Linked DNA regions of Homo sapiens: region 2 is linked to region 1. A link is a loop called in an ENCODE intact Hi-C map of the cell type or tissue named here. Cell type or tissue: ascending aorta. All regions are shown on one strand. Each heading gives the region's core, and the rest is flanking DNA. Links, peaks and the distances in the headings are about the cores only.

Region 1 (4,688 bases), core at 1,020-3,519:
GGGGGACGGACACACACACACAACCGCTGAGTGGCCCACAGCTTCTAGAGGGACCAGGGGAGAGAACGTCAGGCCTGAGGCACACACGAGCTGGAAGAACAGGGACGAGGGGCGGGGAGAGACGCGCATGCGCCGCCCCCAGACCGATGGGGGAGCCCCTCCCCACGCCCAGCCAGACCCTAATGGAAGAGGCTCCTCCCAGTGCTTCCTCTCCTCAGCGCCCCCTGCCCCCCGACACCACAGCCCCGCCCCGGGCCGCTCAGCCCAGGACCCGCCCGCACTTCACCACTTCACGGTCTTGGCCAGACTCTCGGCCTCCGGGCAGCGCGGGTGCTGGCCGGACCCCTCCCTCCGGTGAGCCTCTCTCCCAAGCGCCATTCCATAGTCAGCCCCACGGCCCAGGGTCCCACCTCGCCCTGTCCAGCCCAGCAATCTCCCATCAAACCCCACGCTCTCAGGGGTTCCACGCCCCGTCTGTCATCAAGAGAGACTATTGGCCATCTCTGACCCTCACCCAAACTGTCCACTCCTCGTCAAGAGCCTGAGAAGCCTCAGCCACCCTCTCCCTCGTTTTCCCTTTACTCTTCGGAGGCGCTCTGAGGATTTTGTGGTGAAAAAGAAACACTCGCTTCCTGGCCACAGCCTCGCAATCCCCATTCTCCCTCGCCTGCGCTGGAATCGCCATCGTGCCCTTCTCACACTCAGCGTCCTCACGCCTAGGCCCTCATCCCTTAGTGCTTGTCCAGGCCGCACAGGCCGCACTTCCCGCCCTTGGCTCGCGGACCTTCAAAGACTGCGACCCACTGTCGACTACGCTCCCTGCCCCAAAGCCCCGCCACACGGCCTCGCCCCCTGTCTCGTAGGCCCTGCCCACACTGGCCTTTCCACACAGGCCCCACTCAGCCCCTCACCGTTTCACATGGGGCCCCGCCCCCTGTCTCACAGGCCCCGCCCACACTGGCCTTCCACACAGACCCCACTCACCCCCTCACAGCCTCACACAAGGTCTGCCCTGTCTTGTAGGCCCTGACCACACTGGCCTTCCACACAGGCCCTACTCATAGGCCCTCACGGTCTCACACGAGGTCCTGCTCCCTGTTTCATAGGCCCAGCCCACACTGGCCTTCCACACAGGCCCCACTCACAGCCCCTCACGGCCTCACACGAGGTCCCGCCCCCTGTCTCATAAGCCCCACCCACACTGGCCTTTCCACGCCAGCCCCACTCACCACCCCTCACGGCCTCATACGAGGCCCCGCCCTATGCACAAGCCCCACCCACTGTCCTTCAGGGGCCCCATGGTCCCCGCCCACTGCCTTTAATGGGCCCTGTCCACGCAGACCCCCACCCACAAGCCTTCACGAACGCCTCACAGACCCTCACCCACCAAGCCCACGGGGCTTCATGCACCCCACCCTCAGCAGCCCCTTCAGAACCTGACCACACAGGCTGCCCACAGGTCGCCGCAGGACTCACGCTGACCACGCCCAAGCCGGCCCCGCCCACTCGCCCCGCCCACCGCCAACCCCACGCGCCCTCGCCCGGACACGCGTCCCCGCAGCCCTGGAGCGCTCGCACCCACTCACAAGCCCTCGTGCCCAGCCCCCGTGCCTCAGGAGCCCACACACACTCCGACCCCCACGAAGCGCCCCAGGCCCTCACCCCCGCGCCCAGGCACCGGGCGGCCGCTCCCCGGGGCTCACCTTCGCTGCAGAACTTGCCGCCGAAGCCCGTGTGGCTGCAGTCGCAGCCCACCTCGCCGGGGGCCAGCACGGTGCAGAGGCCGCCGTTGGCGCAGGGGTTGCGCGCGGGCGCGCACAGCGGGTCGGCGGTGGCGCCGCGCAGGCCCTGGCTGCCCAGCAGCGCGGGGGGCCGCTCGCCCAGCTTCAGGTTGGCCAAGAGGCCGCGGAAGGGCGGCTCGTACTTGACGGTGCTCAGCGTAAGCGCCGAGAGGCGCACGTCGGGCGGGATGCCGCCCACGAACAGGTCGCTGGCCACCTGCATCTCGCGCCGCTTGGAGCGCACCTCGGCGGCGCGGGCCTCGCCGTCCACCGCCAGCGCCGTGCGGCGCGCGTCGCGGGTCAGCAGCACCATGTGCCAGCGGTCGTCGGCCACCGGCGTGTCCAGCTGCAGCGTGGCCGGCTCGGCGCACGAAAGCGTGAAGCGCAGCCGCAGGCGGCCGTCCACCAGCAGCAGCTCCAGGAAGTCGCAGTCGCCGCCGTCGTCCAGGTAGAGCAGCAGCGCGCGCGTGGCGTTGGTGCGCAGGCTGAAGCTGAGCTCGCCGCTGCTCGCCGCGCCCGCCCAGCGCGCGTAGCGAGCCCACTGCCCGGGGCCGCCGCCGAACTCCAGGCCGTCCGCGCGCGCCGCCAGCGCCAGCAGCAGCAGCAACAGCAGCGGCGGCGGTGTCGGCCGCCACCGGCTCCCGGACGCCATGCCTACGGCGGCCCCGGCCCCGCCCGGCCCCCGGCCCCCGCTCAGGCTTCAGAGCCGCGGGCGCATGGGGCGGGAGGGGGCCGGGCGCTCCCCGCGCTGAGCGGGGCTCCCTTGCAGGCTCACAGTGCCATGGGCCCGGCCGCGGGGCGAGGCGCGCAGAGGCCCAGATGCCGGCTTCCCTCAGGCGGCGGCGGCGGCGCCCCTCCCCCGCCGCGGGCTCCGACAGAAGAGCAGGGAGGGATGCCTGCGGGAGAACAGAGAGGAAAGGGTTAATGAGAACAGAGAGGAAAGGTCCAACGAGAGGGGCCGTCGGTGCCGGGCTCCCCACGCATATCAGCAGGCACCAGACTGTTTCCCTGCAGAACTTAGAGAGGCCCTGACCTGCAGAGGGTCCCGAGGCAAGAGACGCGGATTCCGGGGGCCAGCACTTAGGAGAGATGGCACGCACTAGGGGCAGCATTGGTTTGAGATGTGGACAGGGAGAGGTGACACGTTCGAGCCCGGCAGGAGCCCAACCTCAGCCCGCTCCCTCACCCTCTCAAAGGACCCCAGTGTCAGGAAGGACCAAGGCCAGCTCCTTGAGCGAGGCCTGGGAACTCTCCTCCGCCTGGTGACCCCAGCCCCTTCTCTGAACCGCCCAGCCTCTGCCTGGCTCCCACCTCCAGCCACTGTTCCTCTCATCAGCTCTTGATACTGGATAATGAAGTTGCTAAATAATTCATTGGGATTAATTAAATGCCAATTCGTCGATGGTATCACAGGGTAACCAGACTGGGAAGGGGGCAAGGGAGAGAAGCCAGCCAGGACCCAGATATCCAGGCCCCAAGCCCTCTCCATCCAAGCAGGGACTCAGGCATCCAATTCTGTGTCTCCAGTTCCCCCGAAACCACGCTCACCCCTTCCCAGGCCCCAGCCTCACTGCTTACCAACCCAGGTCCTTTCTGAAGCTAAATGTCTGTCATCCTCAACTTCCAGCTCTCAGTGCTCAGCCTCAGGACTGGCCCCACTACCTGGGCTCTCTTTACCCCTCAGTTCCCTCTGCCCACCCCCCACCCAAGATTGGGGGAGCCACCAGGAGGCAGGCAGGCTCATTTGCATAAAATTGCCTTTCTGAAATGATTACCCTTGTAACGGGCTGTCAGAGAGCAATTTATACCCCACGCCGGGGAGGGGAATTTGCATCTCGTTAAACTCCAAGTCGTAATTATTTATATCCAACAACCCTCCTGAATATTGCATTGATTTTATTTTGGGGAGGGAGGGAGAGAAGGAGGTGGGGAGAAGCCTGGGAGAGAAGCAGGGAGGGGCTAGAGTTTAGGAAGAGACAGGGAAAGACTGAAGGAAGAGGGGAGAGAAAGAGGAAGGAGAGGAAGCGCCTGGAAAGTAACAGAGATGGAAGAGTAATGGAGGAGAAAGGTGGCCTAGTGGGGAGAAATGAAAGAAAAGACAGAGAAAATTAAATTCCAAATCCAAACAGCATTTGTCAGAGCCCTGGGTGCTGGGCATTTTTACAAATGTCATTTTACTTAATCACTCTGAGAAGTCCCATTATTCTCATTAACCACTGGGGAAACCCAGGTAAAGGGATCTGGGGACTTGCCCAAGGTCACACGGCCAGTCAGCGGGGAACTGAGACTCAGATCCAAGTCTGCTCGACTGCAGCATCCCCAGGAAATAGACAAGCACAGGATAGCCACAGGTGTAGCTCAGTGAGGTGAGAACCAGAAGATAAGGAGAGGGCTGACTTCGGGAGGGGAAGGCTGCAGAGGTGCAGTGAGGAGCTGAAGAGCTATGTGGAAGGAAACGAGGGACCCCCTAAAAAACCATAGTGAGGGGGCGTCTGGAGAGTGACACGTGTGCAGAGGAAGATGGGGCAGAAAAGGCCTCAGAAGGTAGTCGGGAGCGTTGGGGGAGCCATCTCCAAGAGGCCGGTAAAGCTCAGCCCTCGGGTCCTGCCATCCAGCTCCTGACTGCTGCCCTCCCAATCCTACAAGGCTCCAATGGGGACCTGAATGTCCTGCCCCAACACCCCTCCAAGGACTGCCTCTGCCCGGGCAGTGGGGAGGAGATCCAGGCAAGCAACCCCCACTCCTTACAAACACTGTCGGGTTATATATAGCCTTGCCACTGCCTCTCCTCATTGGGTAATGGAGATAATTAACATGTGCGGGCTAATTAGCCAATCAAATTAAATGCAGCACCTGCTCCCAGCCTGATTGACGCCCTCACCCCCCCACACACAAGCATCCCCAGCC
Region 2 (3,594 bases), core at 1-2,500, 340 kb before region 1:
TGTGGCTACCCTGTGAGACCATCTCATGTGGACCTTCCCCTCCTGTCCCCGGGAGGCCTGGGGATCTGGGCTGGGACCCAGAGGTGCCCAGGTGAGGCGAATCAGGCAGTCCTTGTGGGCAGGTGGGGCTCCGGGGGAGTGGAAAGGGTATGCGGGCGCCAGCTGTGTCCCATCCTGGTGGTCTGAAAGAACAGGAAGGGGCCCAGGACAAGGGGCCCTCAGGAGAAGGGAAGAAATTCTGAGGCTCTAATTCTGACTCCTGTGTTACCAGCTGTGTGACTTTAGCAAGTCACCTAACAGCCCCAACCTCCCCTATTTGTCGAAAAGAGGAACTAGAGAATTAACAGATTTAAGAGTATGGTCACTCAGTCACCAGGAATTTATTGAGATTTACTGACCTTTTCCAATGTGTAGGGACCCTCCTGAGCACTCTAGGCGGGAATCTCATTGAAGGAGATGAAAGGGTCCCATTTCATCAGATACTCACAAGCACTGAGTATTACCATTTCAAAACCTTTTCTAATTGAGTGGATGCAAAATAGTCTCTCATCTTCAATTTCTTCACCTCTCATTCCATGTAACTCACAGCCACCCTATGAAAGAGGTATCCTTAGCCTCATTTCTTCCTATTAATTAATTAATTTAACTTTTATTTTAAAAAGAGATTTTTTTTTTTTTGAGACGGAGTCTGGCTCTGTTGTCCAAGGCTGGAGTGCAGGGGTGCGATCTCAGCTCACTGCAACCTCTGCCTCCTGGGTTCCAGTGATTCTCCTGCCTCAGCCTCCCGAGTAGCTGGGATTACAGGCGCCTGCCACCACACCCGGCTAATTTTGTATTTTTAGTAGAGAAGAGGTTTCACCATGTTGGGCAGGCTGGTCTCGAACTCCTGACCTCAGGTGATCCGCCCGCCTCGGCCTCCCAAAGTGCTGGGATTACAGGTGTGAGCCGCTGCACCTGGCCTAATTTAGCTTTTAGAGATGGGGTCTTGCTCTGTTGCCCAGGCTGGAGTGCAGTGGTGCCATCGTAGCTCACTGCAGCCTCAAACTCTTGGGCTCAAGCGATCCTTCTGCTTCAGCCTCCGGAGTACTTAGCCTCATTTCAGGGGTGAAGAAACGGTTCAGAGGATGCAGTAACCCAGAGAAGGGAGGATGCTGGGTGGAAAGAGCAGGGACTTAGAGGAATGAGCCAGCCTTGGTTTGAATCCTGCCTCTTCTCTGTGTGGTCAAGGAGCCTGCGGGTGGGAGATAGATGTGATTGAGCTGCAGGCTGGCCAGGGTGTAAAGCGGCAGAGTGGAAGGGGACACGGTGGGCACAGGCAGGGAAGTAGGGAGGCCAGAGGCCAATGCTCAAGGTCTTAGGTCTGGCCCCCTGCTTCTATACCTTGACTTTGGCTGCTGACTAGCCTTACCTAACATGGAGGCTGGCTCTTCCAGGGGAGCCAGGAGAGGTCACCCTCCTACACTGGGCTTCTGTTTCCACTCTTCAAATGTCCTCAGTGAACAGGCTTGGGCTTCCTGCTCTGATAAAATGTTGGCGCCCCAAGAGGGTCCGACAGCCCTGTAAACCTCTGGCTCCCTCCAAGTCGCTGTTAACTTTTTTTTTTTTTTTTTGGAGACGGAGTTTTGCTCTGGTTGCCCAGGCTGGAGTGTAGTGGTGTGATCTTAGCTCACCGCAACCTCTGCCTCCTGGGTTGAATCAATTCTCCTGCCTCAGCCTCTCGAGTAGCTGGGATTACAGGCATGCGTCTCCATGCCCGGCTAATTTTGTATTTTTAGTAGAGACGGGGTTTCTCCATGTTGGTCAGGCTGGTCTCGAACTCCTGACCTCAGGTCATCCTCCGGCCTTGGCTTCCCAAAGTGGTGGGATTACAGGCGTGAGACACCGCTCCTGGCCTGCTGTTAACTATTAATAACTACTGTTAGAACTAAAGTTCTGGCCGGGCACAGCAGCTCGCGCCTGTAATCCCAGCACTTTAGGAAACCGAGGTGGGCGGATCATCTGAGGTCAGGAGTTCGAGACCAGCCTGGCCAACATGGTGAAACCCTGTCTCTACTAAAAATACAAAAAATAGCCAGGCATTTTGTAATCCCATGCATGTAATCCCAGCTCCTAGGGAGGCTGAGGCAAGAGAATCGCTTGAACCCGGCAGGCGGAGGTTGTGGTGAGCTGAGATGGTGCCACTGCACTCCAGCCTGGGCGACAGGGCGAGACTCCATCTCAAAGTTCTAGAGTCACTGTTTGACTCTAAGCAAGTTACTTCTCCCTAAGGTACTTTGGGAGTGTAAACAAAAATATTCCATATGAACGTAGAGATTGCAAACTGGCCTGTGCCTGGCCTATAGAAACTCATTTTTGGGGCCAGCACTTTTTTTTTTTTTTTTTGAGACAGTGTTTTATTCTGTCGCCTACCCTTGAGTGTAGTGGTGCAATCTCGGCTCACTACAGCCTCAACCTTCTGGGCCCAAGTGATCCTCCCACCTCAGCCACCCAAGTAGCTGGGATTACAGGCATGCGCCACCATGCCTGGCTAATTTTTGTATTTTTGTAGAGATGGGGTTTCGCCAAGTTGCCCAGGCAGGTCTTGAACTCCTGAGCTCAAGTGATCTGCTTCCCAAAGTGTTGGGACTGCACGCATTAGCCACCGCACCTGGCCTAAGCACACGCTGTAAAATGAGGAAAAGCATATGGAATCCTAGATGTGAGGCTTTTGCTGATGAGCTGGAAGGGCTGGCCCTGGGGCAGTCTTCCTGCATGGTCTAATCAGCTGGAGCAGAATCACGCTGCCGCCACAGACAGGGCCTCTGCTTTCCAGGTTGCCGCAGTCCCCACCACTCCCTGTGGTTACACCAGCTCTGTCCTGCATTCATCCCTCTGGCCCTCTAGGCATTTGAGTTTGTGACTCTGATATAAACAGTCTCCTTCCACGGTCACTGCTGCACAAAAATGGGCTTTGTGAAATGTCAAAGATACCCCTTAAATCTTTTATTTTTGGCCAGGTGCGGTGGCTCATCCCTGTAATTCCATCACTTGGGGAGGCCGAGGCGGGTAGATCACTTGAGGTCAGGAGTTCGAGACCAACCCAGCCATGGCAAAACCCCGTCTCTACTAAAAATATAAAAATTAGCCGGGTGTGGTGGCGCAGGCCTGTAATCCCAGCTACCTGGGAGGCTGAGGGAGGGGAGTCGCTTGAACCCGGGAGGTGGAGGTTGCAGTGAGCTGAGATGGCGCCACTGCACTCCAGCCTGGGCGACAGAGCGAGATTCCATCTCAAAAAAAAAAAAATCTTTTATTTTGTTTTAAAACTTAAATTTAGTTTCTATTTGTATTTGTGAAAGACGATAAATTTGGCCGAGTGGGGTGGCTCTCTCCTATAATCCCAGCACTGTGGGAGGCCAAGGAGGGAGAATCCCTTGAGCTCAGGAGTTCCAGACTAACCTGGACACCATAGTGAGATGAGAGCTTGTCTCAAAAAAAAAAAATATATATATATATAATTCATATGATTCAAAATTCAAAGGATCCATAAAAGTACATAGTGAAAAATGTTCTTCCACATGCTGACCCTCTGCCACGTACCTTCTGTTGTTGCCAGAG

Evidence for each region. Peaks named below come from ENCODE experiments on the same cell type or tissue, not always from the same donor. Only the 100,000 strongest peaks of a DNase experiment are listed, where the experiment ranks them.
Region 2: it touches region 1 in a loop (2.1-fold over the local background); 2 of 110 quality-filtered maps call a loop at or near these places.

Annotation. Positions count from the first base shown.
Region 1 is chr11:64,711,267-64,715,954 of GRCh38, forward strand. NRXN2 (neurexin 2) reads right to left here. Exons shown (of 23, transcript NM_015080.4): 2 at 1,704-2,677. The coding sequence starts at 2,433. Among named protein-coding and RNA genes, the nearest start is that of NRXN2, 9.6 kb to the right of the region's middle. RefSeq lists an enhancer at 1,858-2,641. In ascending aorta, for the core only: no CTCF peak of the experiment used is centred there; a DNase peak (open chromatin) is centred at 2,267; H3K4me3 peaks cover 895 bases; H3K27me3 peaks cover 1,481 bases.
Region 2 is chr11:64,373,472-64,377,065 of GRCh38, forward strand. No RefSeq gene overlaps it. Among named protein-coding and RNA genes, the nearest start is that of MIR1237, 6.7 kb to the left of the region's middle. RefSeq lists enhancers at 1-63, 64-617. In ascending aorta, for the core only: no CTCF peak of the experiment used is centred there; no DNase peak of the experiment used is centred there.